2 separate regions of the Mus musculus genome follow, and region 2 is linked to region 1. Evidence: chromatin loops called from intact Hi-C (ENCODE). Cell type or tissue: heart. All regions are shown on one strand.

Region 1 (8,000 bases):
CTAAATGGAGTTTGAAGACTGAAAGAGCTTGAAGTATGCCTGTCCTCCATCAGCCTCCAGGTGCTTCTGAGGAAGCCAGGTAGCCAGACTTACAAGGGCTCCCTCTGCTCCTCACTTTTAGAAAGGAAAGGCTAGTGGGGCCCCAGGAAGGAGCCAGGCAGATTGCCTTGGGAGATTGAAGGTGCTGACAGGCAGCTGGCTCCTGGCATCTGCGTCACCTTGGCAGCCTGTCCAAACCAGAAGGGAATTCTCCTTCCTGCTCTTCTGGGTGGGGAGAGGATGCCTCCCTATGAATGGTGCTCAAGTCTGAACTCCTGGGAGGTTGCTGTTTTGGATCGGCTCTTGGGGTGACGCTGTGTGGCTGTGCAAAGCCTGGGAACACGGGGGCATTAGGACCAGGAGCGAGACGCACACTTGGCTCCCTGTCCTATCTGGCAGAGGGTTCCTGCAGAGCTGGAGGTATGTGTGAAAGGAAACCCCGACCGTGCCTGCCGGCTTTACATCTGTTGCTCTGACCTGACTCAAGGCATCCCAAGGAGGATGTCTGTCATCTTGGCTTGACTGAATCCCCCAGCAACTCGCCCCAGACAGCTTGTAGAACCTGACCACTCATGCAGAGGGGGAAAGAACATGGGCTAATCACCAGAGCAGGATGGACAAGAGCAGGGTGAGAGAGGAGCCAACAACCGGAGACCCTTCTCAGAAGACAGCTAACACTCAGAGAGGACCCAGGAGCCCAGGCTCTGGTGGCTTTCTGATTCTAGAGGGCAGTGGGTCTTATAAATGCTACGTTAGCATATAGACGTTAGCAAACGTCTGGTGGGATAAGAGGTGCAGGTGGATGGCAAAAAGCCTTTTAGCTGGAATGAACAGCCCAGGTTCAGTTTCGAGCTTGAAGGTACCTGGATAGCAAGGAGGAAGCAAACTTGATCAGGACCTGTTGCTTCGTGGCGAGTGGCTGCGACATGCTCCCGAGGAAGCGACCCAGGAGTGGACGTTCCAGGCTTCAGTTCCTCCTACTCTTCCTGACTCTGGGATGTGTCCTGATGATGGTGATCCTGCTGCATCCTCCCCCGCCCACCCTGCACCAGGCTGTCACAGCTCAGGCCAGCAAACACAGCCCTGACACGGGGTACCGCCTGGACTTTGGAGACTCTCAGGAGTGGGTCCTGGAGGCTGAGACTGAAGGTGATGAGTACAGTCTCTTGGATGGCCTGCCATCCTTCATCTCCCTGCAGGAGGATCAACTGCTGGTGGCCGTGGCCTCACCCAGAGCTAGGAGGAGTCAGAGCCAGGGCAGGAGACAGGGCAGCTACCAGTTCATCAAACACAGGAGCAGGAGATGGGATGAGGAAGCCCTGGAAAAGGACTGGAGGACCGAAGAGGATGGGGAGGAATCAGAAGAGGTGCTGACCCCACTTGGCCCGGACTCAGATGGCCTCAACAAGCCACTCAGTGCCCGCCTGCCCCTGAGGAGAGTCCTGCCCGAGGTGCGACACCCACTGTAAGTAAGGGCCCTGCCATCTCTTCTCCAGTCTAAGCGTGTGACTCAGTGGTAGTAAAGTCCCAGGTGCCAACTCTGCAGTCTGCCTCTCCCATCCTTAGGACAGTGCTCCCTTAGGACAGTGCTCCTTAAGATGTGGGCCCTGGGGCCAGATATCAGCCTGGCTGATGAAGTGCCTGAATTGGAGATCCTCAAATCCTGTCTCAGACCTGCTCAGTCAGAAGCCCCAGAGTCACTGATGAGCTACTAACAAGTCCCGAGGGAGGGACGATCTCATTCGTTCATTCTCTTCCCAGGCCTGCCTTTAGTCCCCCTAGGTCACACAGTGAGATGGGAGCAGAAGCTTCGAGGAACCTTCCATCTCTCTCTCATGCTGACTCCAGGGCAGTCTTCACGTTGGGTTACTATTAGTGTTTACCTTTATCTGGGGTCAAAGAAGCAGATGCAAGAATTGCAAGAAATGTCTACGTACTTCTTGCCCTGTGCCTGGTTTTAATCTAAGAGCTTTCCCTGTGAGACCCATAAGGCCCTAGAAAAGTCCACTTGCACTGTACGAATGTTAGCCTCACGCCTGGTTTGTACAGTTGAAAGTAAGGCACAGAGAGGCCCTGCAGCTTGCTCACTGCAGCTAGTAAGTGTCAAAGGAGAAATTTGAATTGTGGCATTTAAGTGCCAGGGGAGCCTGTAGCGTCACTTTCTGCTCCTCTCCTTGGTCCCTACAAGAAAGGAACAGTTCCAATGCCTGAGAGTTCGTGTGTTGCACTGCCTACAACTCAGCCTGCAGGGCGCCCCACCCCAGGATTCAAGCTTCTAGATGTATGTGACATGCAGATTTGTGCCCAGGGAGACAGTAGCTCACTCTCTAGTCCCCGGTCCCTTCCCACCATGAATAGCCACAGAGACAGACAAGAGATTGCCTGCTCACATCCAGAAGCAATGTGGCTGGGTAGCTAGAGTGGCCTTGGGCCCTGCCCTAGAAGCCATGGCTCTTTCCACAGCCCATTGAGCTTTCTGGAAAGCAAACATCATCTATCCCTGGAAGCAAAATGACATGTGTGGGATAACTAGGAGCAGGGCCGGGACTCTTTGGACCCCTAACCCCTCTCAGCCTGGTCGCTGAGCCACTCACGTGCACAGGTGTGCAGATCACTGGGAGCACGAGCCAGTTTAGGTTGTGTGTCCTGCAATACTCACCTGCCCTGAGTCCCAGTTCTGCTATGCTAACTTCACACTTTGGCTATAAAAGTTCTTCCCAGGACACTCCTGCCCTGCTCTGGTTTCGGGCTGTCTTTGAACTCACAACACCTTGTAGAACAGACATGGCTCTGAGTGTGTGCATTTCTGCAGTGCCTGCTTCCCCTGCTGTGTTGAGTCTGCAGAAGGTCAGGAGCGATTGCACACTGCATGACCCAGCATCCCGCACACCCCATACAGCTGCTGGATGAAGGAACAGCTTAGCAGTTCATTCCGTGCGTGTTCTCACTGGCTGAGAGCTAGAGTGAACATCTCCATTCCATAAACAAGAAACACTGGCTCTGGCTTTGGGGATGTGTGTGTGTGTGTGTGTGTGTGTGTGTGTGTGACTGTGTTTCCAAAGCACCCTACACATGCACACATGTGCTTGTGCACCTATGACCTGTGCGTGCACTGTGTGTTGAGTGTATATTATGCTATGTACTTTAAATGGGGTGTGTGGTGGGTAGTACATGTGCATAGTAGTTTAGGGTTTGGTATCTGCAGGTTGTGTGGTATGATAAGCATAGGTGTGAGCTATATTGATATGATGGTGTGTGTGTTTTCAAGCTGTGGATGTAGACTGTACATACATACATAGTATATCTATTGTGCATTGGGGCATGTATTATGTGGAACTGTGTGTGTGTTAAGTTGTGTGTTTGTCTTGTTTTTATGTAGTGTGTATGTGTATTGTGCTGGGACAGTGTTTCATATGTATTATGGGCCTTTGTGTATATTATATGTGTTATACATATTGTATGTGCTGCATATGTGCTGCAAGTGCTCTGTGTGTAAGACACATGTGCGTGTATTATGCATTTATTATGTAGTACATGGATATGCTGTGTGTACAGTATGAACTGGGTGCATTTTGTGGCATGATTACTGGGCACAGGTGTAGATGTTACTATGTTTAGCATGCAGGAGTATAATGTGTATACATATGGTACATGTGTGTATGATGTGACATGTACTGTGCCTATGCCTATATGTATATGTTATGATACAATATTTTTTATGTTCTATGGGGCATGCATATGTGTGTTCTATAGCTTGCATGCGTGTAACATGTGTGTTGTAAATGTTTCTTGCAATGGTCATGTGCTTGTGTGCAAGTGTGTTTCATGTGTATATACTTGTGGTGCAATGTTCATGTGTGCACAGGAGTTGGTGGTACAAGTGGATACACATATACCAGGTGTGTTTGATATAAACATGCTTGGATATATACGTATACGTTGGGCAGACCGTTTCTTTGGCTGTTTCTTCCCTCCATGGTAACCAGTGCATCGCAGTTGTCTGGGACCTACCCCATTTCCACACTGAAAGGTCTCTGGCGTCAAGAAACCTCTTTGCTTCCAGTGAAGCACACACTTGGGCACTCCAATCTGGGAGTCTCAGTTACCAACTCTATGTAGAGGTAGACAGAGCCCTCTGCTGGTCACTGGCAGTGAGTGCAGTCGATACAACCAGCGCTCATACCTGCAATCTGATTCCAGGCACAACCTCTACCCTATCCAAGGTAGCAGTGTCCCCCACCCCCATCCCATTCTACTGGGTAGAAAAGCAAGAGACACCACATAGTAAGCACTGTATGTGGTGTGGAGCCCTGAGCTTTCCTGCCAGGGCTGGGAGACCTCTGCCTCTGGTGTCCCTTGTCCCACACGCCTCCAGTCTCCTCCCTGACTCCTAACCCAGGCATGTCCTCCTGACCTTCACCCAGACCCCACACCACCCTGGTTTTTGTCAGTCTCCTGGCTAGGTTTGAGGTCTCCTCAAGAATTGCAGCTGGAGATCAGTTTGCATGGAGGACATTCAATGGAGTTACTGATAATGAAAGACTGAAATATAAAAAAATACTAGAGTAAAAGAAGCCAAAAGACAGGCTCATGGTGGTACATGCCTGTGACACCAGCACTCGGTGAAGGAGGGTGCGGCAGGAGAATTGTGGGTTTAAAGACAGCCTGAGCTACACCACTAGACCCCCATCTCAGAACAAATGTCTCCAGACAGAGGCAAACTCTAGTAAACATATAATATGTGCTAGAGACTCCCCCAATAAGTGGCTTTTACCTCCTGAATCTGCTTCACAGATCTGTTCAGTGGGGTCCATTTTATGAATGAGGAAAATCAAGGTGTAGAAAGGGGAATGGGTTGGTGCCATGTGACCCAACAGCCTGTTCGATGCCAAAGTTAAGCTCTTAAACCATTATGGTAGACTCCGAGTCTGCCAATTTCTGGACCAGGCCTGGGAAAGACACCTGAATTGCAAACATTTAAAGCTTGCCGGTCTTAAAGCTGGTCACCTCCCAGCCTCTGAGAGTGCATTGGTGGATGCCTACCACAGAATCCTTAGTAGTACCAAGGAGCTGAAACTGCCCAGAGTCTCGTCCCAGAACACCAGAGGGCTAAATGCAACCTACAAAGTGCCCATCTGGCTTACACTTAATATTTGTGGTGCATCCAAGCACCCAGAAGGCTTGTTTGAAGTACAGGCTCCTGGGCACTACAGATGCTCTGAAGATGCTCTGGGAACCCTGTTCAAAGTCAACTTTCTAGGTCAGGTTAGCCAGAGCAGGGATCCTCAACCTTCAACATGCCTGTGAACATGCAGTAGTGGGTTGGTGGGCAGAGCTGGATTTCGGAGGTCTGGGCTGCAGCCTGAGAGGCTAAGTCTGCTGTCCTGGCTCTGCTTTCAGCAGCCAGGGCCTACACCAGCGGATCTCAAGTATGTGTAGGCCCAGTTCGCCTGTGTGTGAGTTCAAACACAGACATTTGGTCTTTGTGCCCCACCTCATATCTGATCCATGAGGGTGAGATGGCTTTTGCAGGCAGCCAGGCTGAGAAGCAGGGTCTAATTGCACAAGGCTGGTCTCCAGCATTGAAAGCCAGTGGAAAGAGCTTGGGAGGGGTCTCTTCTCCTGAGCTAGGAGGTAGCTGTGTTGTCGAGCAGAGAGCAGTGTCATAATTCATGGTCCATTCCGTTCCCTGAGATGCCTGGGACATGCCAGACAGTGGGTCACCTGATGACTCTCTGCTCCTCTTGTGAGTTCAACAGTCTGACCTGTGAGAGACAATGGAGCTATGACTGACAGGGCGGCAGAGGGAGAGGAAAAACAGAACTAGGAAGGGACCCAGCATCCCCATTCCCACCAAAACATTGTCAGTGAAGTTTGGATCTGGGCCTAGCCGGCCATGTCATGAGGGCAATCAGAAGACACCATGCTTCTGTCCCTTGAGGCCCATGTGGTGTGGCCATGATGGGGGACAATGTTTCCTCTGATCCCTCTCACTGCCACATGGCTGAGGCAGAAACTGCTCAGTATAACCCAAAAGTCCAAAGTGCTTAAGGGTGCCAGTGTGAGGAGGGGGCTTGCTCTGTGCTGGCCTTAGGGATCTGGGGAGAGGTCAGCCTGCATGAGATTCCCTCTCATTCCTAGGGAGGAGAACTTACACCAGTGTTAGTTACCTGGCCCCACCCAGGTGGGATCCATAGACCTATGGCATCAGCCCTGCAGACTCCAAGGCCCCACTCAGACTAGTGAGGGGTGGCAGTAATCGCTACATCAGATGTTCCCTGTGGCACTAACACTCATGTGAAAGTTGGATGCTTGGGACATAGCTCAGTGCAAGGGAATGTGCTTAGCCCATTCCATCCAAGAATCAAGCCCCAGTACTGGGCTCGGGGAATATGAGGAACTGGAGAGACGGCTCAGCAGTTAGAGCCCGCATTGCTCTTGCAAACAGCCTGAGTTTGCAATATAGCTCCCATGGCATCAAGTTCACAGTTGCTTATAAATCCAGCTCCAGAGGATTCAATGCCCTCTTCTGACCTCTGCAGGCACCTGTATGCACATGTGTATACACACAGACACACATACACAGAGACACTCACACACACACACACACACACACACACTCACACATACATACACATACACACTTTTGTTTAGAATATTGTTTCATCGGTCAATAGAAGAGCAGGCAGAGACCATACTTCTATCTCAGTTGTAGTGTTAACTCCTCACTTAATTCACAGTCTTTTCTGACGGATATTCATATGATCTGAGGTCACTCCTTTTGAAAATGCACTAAAATTATGTACGCTTGCCTGCAGCTTTTTAAAACGCCGTTGAAAGTATATTTAAATGTGCACTCTCGGAGTCTGAGTTTAAACTCGTCTAATGTTAAATGGAGGGCTGCTATGGGTCAAGTTACTGTCACAGTAAGAGCCTAGGGTAGAGAGGTATAAGCCAAGGGCACCACTGGCACTGGCCACGCACACACTCCACTTAGGGCAGACTATCCAGGCCTCTCTGTGCTCAGAGGCTGACCTGGCCCGGGAGGGAAATCTTACTTTATTGTGTTCTGTTTTGTTCCATATTTACCTGTGCTACTATTGTGTGACTAGGGCAAAGTGAGAGGTACAATTAGTCAAAGACTGCTTAGCCATACCTCAAACTTACTCAGATACTTTTTATCCTTTTGAACATACACCTAATTTCTACCTACAATTATTTTTAAAGATATCCAGTAAGTCGGCTGAAGGCACAGGGCTAAGGATCGACACCCCTGGGCATGGCAGCTGTGGGCGAGCTGCCCAACAGTGGTAGACAGGGTGGGCTATTGAGTCTTCCCCAGGAAGCCCCGAGGCACAGCTGGCGCACCAGCTCGGAGAGTTATCGCCTTAACAGGGATTTTTATAATGAGTTGTTTCTGTGGCTCGCAGCTCAGTTTTAGCTCTCCCGTTTTTCAGCTTGATTGCCTTTTCCTTTCAGATCTTTCAGCTTGTTTCCATCCACACATAGTATATAATTGAACATGGCAAAGTCTTCTCTCATAGTCTGCCGTGCAACATGACTCATTGGGGTACCATGTTCTCTCATACCGCTCTGCCCTCCATAGTAAGGGGGCTCCCCACTTCATAGGCCGATGTAGCTGTACTGCTATCCTCCAGCTATCTGAAACACTTCCATCAGTCACTAGTTTTCTGGAAACTACCTCTGCAGTGGGTGAACACCAAATGTTACATGACACATGAACAGCACTGACGCAGGCTAACCTCTGCCACCTTTTAGTGAAGACCCTGGCGCCCAGTGACCTCATCAGGACATACAATATTTTTTAATGTGTGAAAAATTAATGAGTCTCCTACCAGATCTACAGGGTTGTCTGGAACTTGCTTTCTGATTCACTCTAATAAGTGAGCATCCAGGAACATTCACAAGGTCCTCTCAGGTCTAAGAACAGAGATGCTCAC
Region 2 (8,000 bases), 380 kb before region 1:
GAGAGATGACATTGGCTTCTGCTAACGCAAGCAGGCACAGTGACCAGGCATTTAGCAAGCAGGTGATGTTATAGGGAGCCCTCCAGAAAAAACCCCTCACTCGATCACATCGGCAGCCGGCTGGGACTACACTCAGGTATTCGGGACCCAACTGTAGTGGCAAGTGTTTGGAGAACTGGGCTTTTAAAGGCAAAGACCACGTGCTAATCTCTCTCTTCAGCAGTTGCAGGGGGAGGTTTTGTCCCAGCAAACCGTTTAGGAGAAGATAAGATATATGGTTAGCTGGAGGGGGAATGTTTCCACAAACAGGCAGTTAAACAGAAGCTAACTTAGTTATCAGCAGCATCCTGACCTAGGGTTCCTAGAATAGGGTTGGGTCATTTCCCACAGGGCTTACCATCAAGAACATCAAATTCGAGCAAAATCTGAAGTGCCCATAGCAAGACTACAATGTGGAAGAGCTCCTGCACTGCCTTGTCACGGCACCAAGATGGGTGCCCTAGAGGTCACAGTTACACCGAGGACAATCTGTGTCCTTGTGCCTTTGACCTTGAACTGAGGGCTTCATCTGTGCATGGGGCTCTCCCGCCAGGTGAGGTGGGGACTGTCCCTCTCCCATGGGGATGCTGGAGAGGGCTGGCTGAAGTTCGCTTGTCTCTTCTCCAAGTCAGTTAGGTTCAGCTAAAACCTTCCCAGGTTACTCTCTGATAAAGTGACTTCTTACCAGGGTGGGCCTGCTGAAGAGCAGAGCCTCTGGCTACTTTCCCCCTGGCCCTGGCAGGGGAGGCAGGGAATTCTCCAGTCTTTGGGGAAATCAGTAGAACTCCTAGAAGGCAGACTCCCGCCGGCCCCTGGGTCTGACCATCCCAGCCTCATCATGCTGAGCCTCCTGCAGGCCTCAGTGATGGGTTAGTCTTCCTGACAGGTTCTGGGGGCCAAGGAGCTTTCTGCTCATCAGCTTCTTGAGGCAATGGTCGGCTGCAGGGGTTCAGTTCTCTGCCAGAGCTGAAGAGAAACCCTGGTTCCCAGCTTGTCCGGCTCTGGTTAGGATAGAGCCACGGTATCTGTGCTTTCTGTGGGCCAAACTAGAAACTTGAACTCTTTGGTATTTTTTAAATGGTTTTGATTTATTAGAAAAATCGTGTAGCACTGAAGAGAACAATCTTTTTTTTAAAAAAAAGATAGTCTCTCTCTATGTAGATCAGGCTGACTTCAAAATCATGGTGCCTACCTGCCTCTGCCACCCCAGTGCTGGGATTAAATGAAGTCTTTTTCAAAATTCTTGTTTTTCAAGACAGGGTCTCTCTTTATAGCCCAAGCTGTCCTGGAACTCACTATGTAGACCAGGCTAGCCTCAGAACTTACAGAGATGCAGCCGCCTCATCCCTGCTGTTGGGACTAAAGGCATGCACCTTAGAGCTGTCTTGATGTCTGTATTTTGCACATAGATTGTATCAGTTTGTCCTTCCATCATTTTAACTGCTTCGCTGCTTAGACATTTGTTCCGTATACCTGATGCCCAATTCCACTTTATGATCTGTTAACTCCAAGTTGGGAGTGATCTCTTTGTACGGGTCACAGGGTGTTTGAGCTCATTTCCAAATTGTTATTTGGTCATCCTCGGTTTGCTTATTCAGTCAACCTTTCCTCCATTTTTTGCGTATGGCATAGAAAGACTGTGTAGGCTTTTTCAGAGACAGATGTGGGTGAAATCCTGCCTGTGGCATAAGTCCCTCTCTAGTTAAAGGGTAATCTCTCCAACCAAGGAACTAGAGTGCCCGCCTCAGCTCTGTAGTAATGCTAAGCAGTGCAGAGGGTAACACTTTCCTGGGGGAGACCAAACCCTCCCTTCCAGCCTTAGCCCCAGTACCCTTGGCATGCCCCGGGTCTGGAGGACCTGAGCCCTCACGCTTGGTAAAGCAGCAGGATTTGGGAGGACTGGCCACATGCCCATCCCGCTGAGATTCTAGGAAGCACAGGACAGTGGGACTTGTACTGGGATGTGGCTGCAGTTGTAGCTGAGCCGGGACCTATACTACAGAGAAAGAAGGTGCCCACATAATTCCTGACTTAACCACATCAGACCAGGCAGAAATGCTAGTGCCTCGCAGGCTGAGGTGCAGGTACCACGTGCTACTCGAAGCTCTATACTACTGACCAGTTAAATAGGCCTGGGCAGGGCAGGGTGGGGGAAGGAGGTGGGGGGATGGAGCTGCCATTTCTATCACACTCTGTTCTCTGACTGAACACCAACAGCCTCTCTCAAGGTGGTGTGCCTGTGCCCAAACAATGCCACAAACAATGTCACATGTCTCCTCTTCCTGATCAGGGTCCCTGAGTGTCTGTCGCCTCTGGCTGAATGAACATAGCTAGCTACCTTTCCAATATGTCCCCGTCAGCTTTGCAGTGGAGAAGGGGCCTTTGCATGTGGCCTGTCGGCCTCTTGCTTCCATGTTGGTTGTTCTGTCTCTTCCACACCCCCTGCCATCGCTCTGGTAGTGAAGGACATCGTGTGGATATGAGGGACAGGAGGTGACGTTGGCCCTGTCACCCACTGCCTGCTTCTGCATCTTCATTCCTCGCTTCCGAGGATCAGCAGGCAGGAGCACGGGTGTCTGACGAGAGCAGGCGCTTGGTTCTACCCGACAGACCTAGAGAGCTTGCGTCCATTGTTCACGTAGGGATTGGTGCCCAACATGCATTTAAAAGGAAAGGTCGGCCTTGGTGTTGTCTGTCTTCTGAGTTCATCTTCCCAGACCAGGTCAGCAGGGGGCTCTAAGCCCACTGTGTTGTTCTTTTAGAGGGTGGTCCTTATGACTCCAATTTTAATTAGCTCAACAGGAAAATGAAGGGGAAATTTATAACACACTCCCAAAACAATTCCCTATTGAGGGTCACTTCAAATAATTTTATTTAAAATGAATTCTCAGAATATTGCCCAGGTTGGTCTTGAATGAGATTATCCTCTTGGGCAGCCTCCTGATGGCTGGGCTCATATAACACTCTTCCTGGCATTTGGTGGATTCGATGATGGCTCTTGGGAGCTGTGAGCTTTACAGAAGAGGAAACTACCTGGAGATGCCGCCCTGTGGGCTCTCCTCACGGCTCAGCCACGGTTGTGTTTTCCTGTGAACTCTGATGTGGCGTGAAAAGTGCATTATGCTTTGTAGAATAAGGCTGGGTGACTTCTCAGAGAATTCAGTATACTCTGCTGCCCTGTTTTGTTTGTTTTAAGTCGGTGACTGGAGGGAAAGCTGTAGCATTGGTTATCTAAGGTGTTCCTGGTCTGGCTAAGGTGAGCACCAAGTCTGTTAACCAGCTGCCTTTATTTCACATCTGTGGCTGCTAAGACAACCTGACCCAAAGTAACATGGGGCAGGAAGCGGTGTGTCTGGCTTACAGTTCCAGGTCGCAGTTCGTTATAGCCGACAGGTAAGGCAGGAGCGTCAGTCACACCCACCATCTAAAGCTGAGAGAGAAGGGTGACTGCTCCTGGCTCCTCCTGTCTTAGTCTCTGCCCATCCATTAGCCGCACACACACATACCTGCAGGCCAGCCCAGGTAATCCCTCAGTGACCTCTCTTCCTAGGAGACGCTAGGTGTGTCCCACCACATCAGCCAAATGTTGCCAAACTGTTGGCAGGAAGTTCTCATCACTGAAAACACTTTGAAATCTATTCACATCCTATCAGGGCCTAAGGAAAAGCATCTGAGAAATAAAGGTGATGCTTTTGAGTTCTGGCCTAGGAAGAATGAATCTTAAAACAGCCAAATGTTTCAGTATTTTCATTATTAAGTAGATGGGCAAGATATTAGAAGTGGAAAGAGAAGGGGAAAACCAAAACCCATTGCTACTGCCCGAGTCTGTCGCCCACTGGTGTTATTCTCAGTTTGTCCACCAGGTGGAAGTCACACCTGCAAAATCAGTCAGCTGGGTGTTTCCCTCCATACATTGGTACACACAAAGACCCTCCTTACCTTAAACTTAAACCCTGTGGCACCACAGGAAGATACTTAAAGTAGTGAGCCTGGACCTAGAGCCCTGCACATGCTGCCCAGTGCTGTACCATGGAGCTACACCCTTAGTCCGGGAGATTTTATTCTATTTAAATTGTGAAGGCATTCCCCATTTGAGAGAGAGAGAGAGAGAGAGAGAGAAAGAGAGAGAGAGAGAGAGAGAGAGAGAGAGAGAGAGAGAGAGAGAGAGAGAGAGAAAGACAACATTTAGGTTAACATGTCGCAATTGTTGGATATCTTGTTTAGTTTAAGATACATTGTTCTAGTTAGTAAAGCAGAACTTGGCCCCCGTCCAAGCACAGTGCAGTTATTTCTGCCTGTCATTGTTAAAGGGAAAAGGTGAAGCCACAGTTTACAGATGTACCTGGGAGGACTGGACCCTTTATGTTCCTTGTGGGTTCAGCCATGAATTGCTACCAACACTGGTTGTCACATTGTGTTTATTTACACAGGACCTTTTCAGATGGCTTGCAGACTGTCATCCAGATAACTCAACAATGGCTGTCTCACAGTAGAAAGGGCAAGAATCAGGTCGTCATCCAGCCCATGAGGGTGGCTGTCTCTGCAGTCCCAGTCTGAGGCTGGGTTCCTAGAGGATTCCTGGACTGTTGCTGGTTTTCAGTCTACACTGTCCTGAAGAAGATGGATTTAACTCCATCAGCAACAGGACAGGTGAACCAGCCAGTGAGAGTGAGGGCCTCAGGGAAACGGCAAAGTTTCCGTCTTCCACATCCCTGTATGTGAGCTGCCATCAGGAGGTGGGACCCAGATACAGGGCAGATCTTCCAGCTTCAACACTAAGAGAATCCCTCCAAGGAAGGAGTGTCTAGGAGTGTCTAGCAGCTTGGGTTTTAGTTGATTCCAGATGTAGTCAAGTTGACAACCCAAATTAGTCATAACAAGTCCACCCCTTGTCAACGTGACACGCGATGACATCTCTTTCTGTCATGGTTCATTTCCAAATTCAAACAGTGACCAGGTCATAGCTCTGCCTAACACTTGTAATGAGATGTGGCTGGAGGGCTTCAGGCCAGTGACTTGACACAGTGACTTGAGGGTCTTCCTGCAGTCCCACTGGCCACCGCTTCCCACCTGCCTCCCGTGCTCCAGCCACACTGCTTCTCTGGCTGTTTCTCCTGCCTCAGGCCCTCGGCATGGATGCTCCTCTTCCCCCTCCTGGTCCCATGGTCAGGTCTCTGCATGGCCTCACCGGCCTCACCTTCACTCTCACCCCCCTTCCCCACACTGTTGGAATGATCCCCACTCCCAGTGCCTGGCTCTCTTACATGGATCCATGGATAGCTCTGTATCCATGGCCTCCTGTGCGCCGTGGAGGAGCTCCAAGAGACCCTGTTTGCTCATGGCTGCATTCCAGACATGTGCCTGGGTCTGGCTCAGTTGGCTAGTATATGGATGTCTGCGGTGAGTATCTTCCTAGAAGAGGGGTAGCTTGGAGGCAGACCCTGTCTCAGAGCAGAGCACACCCACAGAAGGCAGATACTGTGTTTCTACAGCTGGTATTGGCCCAGGTTCCGCTTCAGTCTCTCACGTCACTTCAGTAAAAGGATGACTCTGTTACCATGATGTTGGGCCAGATACTTACTTCTCATTATTTTCTTTAGGGTCAAGGTCCTGACCATCTCCAAAGATGGGTTACTTTATGGGTTTCCAAGAACAACTTGGCCCCAGAGTCCCCTTGTTCCAAGGGACCCCTGTGTCCTTGTATCCCTGTTCATACGGTCATGAGCCGGCACCTAGAAACTGCCTCATCTACACATATCTGAAAGTTCTGACTCCACCAATCCTTCCCTTCCTCCCTTCTTCCCCTCCTCCCTCCCCCTTTCCTCCCCTCCTCCCTCCCTCATTCACATAGCTGGCCTTTGGCTCCTCTGTTGGGTGACCTTGAATTTCCTTTGGGTTTTAGTGTGGTATATACAGATGCATGTGCCCATATGTGTGTCTTGGTGGCCAGAGGTCAACATCTGGAGTCTTCCTCTATCATTCTCTACTCTCTTTTATTTTATTTTATTTTATTTTATTTTTGGACAGGGTTTCTCACTGAACCTGAGTTCAGGGCTAGACTAGCTGACTGTTGAGTCCTTAAGATCCACCTATCCCACCCCACACAGTGCTGGGGTTGCAGGTGTGCCACCATGCCCAGCTTTTCTGTGGGTGCCAGGGATCAGAATTTAGGTCTACTTTACTGCTTACCAAGCTATCTCCCCAGACCAATGGCCTTGAACTAATGATTCTCCCAGATCACCCGAGGATTGTTAGCTATGCAGTACCAGACCTGTTTTTTGTTGTTGTTGTTGTGTTGTTTTGTTTTGCAGTGTTAAGGTCAAAGCCAGGGCTCTATGCACGCTAGGCAAACACTCTGAGCTGAGCGACCTTCCTAGTCCCCGGGCCTGTCACTTTAAGATCGAGCACCCCTTCTGCTGCTGCTGAGCCCTTCAGTGTCCTTGCTCAGTCTTGTTAAGTTGTTCCTGAGACTGTCTGTGAGACAGACGCCAAGTGCAGAGGGGAAGCCAGCCTCACAGCCTTAATGACATGTCTCCTGCTTCACCGCTGTTTGGGAAGGGCAAACTCGTGCAGCTATTTTTATTACAGTTACTCATTCTCTCCTACCTCGTTAAGCCTGGATCTTTCAAGCATGAATATCTGGTTAAATATGCAGTGTCTAATTATTGATGCACACACACGCATACACACACACACACACACACACACACACACACACACACAGATGATTGCCACTTAGAGCTTTCCTACTGGACTCCTTCCACAAATAATACAAATTTTATTTTTCTGAAAATAGAAAGGAATGTGGTTTCTTGCTGGCTCTGCAGTTTCCTTGTTTGGCTGGATTACATGTTCTTAGAGTTAGGTGTTCTGTATCCCAGGGCGGGGCTAAGGCTCTGTGGTAGTGGCTGGTCCATGTGAGACCCTGAGTCTTATCCCATCCCTGGTGTACATGCAGAGCCCCATGTCCCCACATCTGTTATGCAGATACCACGAATGCCCTTCCTAGCCCAAGAGTTCTGACTTGCTCCCACCAAGGCCTGCCTCGTGTGTCTCTACCTCAGCTCTTCAAGAGGCCATCGACCTGGGCTTTAAAAGTGTTATCACTGTGACCGTGATGTCACTCAAACTACCCCATTATCATCCTTTCAAAATGGGATATAAAGTAGATTATTTGAGTCATTTAAAATTATTCCTTGGTATCTTTAGAGACAAAGTTCCAATAAGAAAGCTTATCAATTATACTTTTGTTTCCAGTCCAAAACTCATGACTGCTGGCTCAAAGGCCCCTTGTTCTTACCACAGAACATTGCTTACAGTGTAGATGAGTGGCACCAAGCCCTGGCCTTTGTGTGGTACATTTATCCCCTAGGGAAACAAGAAGCAGTTTGAGATGAGGGGTGGGAGGGAGCCCCTGCCCCCGGAGGCGCATTTGCTGTTGACTGGTTCTGAATGAGGAGCTCTAGGTCTCTTCTGTCGCTGAAATAATTACGGGTTGTTTCTGGGACTTTTTAGCTAAATAATGCACAGAACTAGTGGCCTGTGGTGTTTATTTGGGAATGCAAACTCTAAGAGTCCCGGCTTGAGGTTTGGACAGATGTTATTTTTGGGTAGGGTGCTAGTTTCTTCTTCAAGAACAGCAGTGGGATTCCTTGGTTTGTCAGTTACCTTAGTATTGAACCGGGATTCTTGGGCAGTTGTCAGCCCCTGTCTGTCTCCACAGGGCAGCTGTCTGGCTGAGGTAAACTGCCTGATCAGTTTCTGTGCCAGGGGAGGGGCTTTAGTCAGGAGGCCAGGGTGACTTTCAGAATGGCTTTGATTCTAGCCCTGCAAAAACCAGGCATGGTGGTGCAGAGCTGTAATCCCAGTTAGTAACACACACACAATTATGCCGAGCAAATGTTCTATTTTCCAGAGGTGTGGGGGGGGGGGGGTACAGAAATGTAATACAGAAGTCTAAT

The links. Hi-C counts contacts between places; a loop is a spot of excess contacts. Peaks named below come from ENCODE experiments on the same cell type or tissue, not always from the same donor. Only the 100,000 strongest peaks of a DNase experiment are listed, where the experiment ranks them.
Region 2: a loop joins it to region 1, with 2.1 times the contacts of the local background. A loop is called at or near these places in 7 of 42 quality-filtered maps.

The regions. Positions count from the first base shown.
Region 1 is chr14:32,028,528-32,036,527 of GRCm38, forward strand. It overlaps Galnt15 (polypeptide N-acetylgalactosaminyltransferase 15), which reads left to right and starts at 576. Exons shown (of 10, transcript NM_030166.3): 1 at 576-1,504. The coding sequence starts at 966. In heart, a CTCF peak has its summit at 4,182 (motif pointing left); DNase peaks (open chromatin) are centred at 344, 1,074 and 4,194; H3K4me3 peaks cover 904 bases; H3K27ac peaks cover 1,051 bases; H3K27me3 peaks cover 2,009 bases.
Region 2 is chr14:31,653,120-31,661,119 of GRCm38, forward strand. The region is part of intron 1 of Btd (biotinidase); the gene reads left to right. Among named protein-coding and RNA genes, the nearest start is that of Btd, 16 kb to the left of the region's middle. In heart, a CTCF peak has its summit at 3,896 (motif pointing right); DNase peaks (open chromatin) are centred at 3,932, 6,522, 6,942, 7,412 and 3 weaker places; H3K27ac peaks cover 5,308 bases.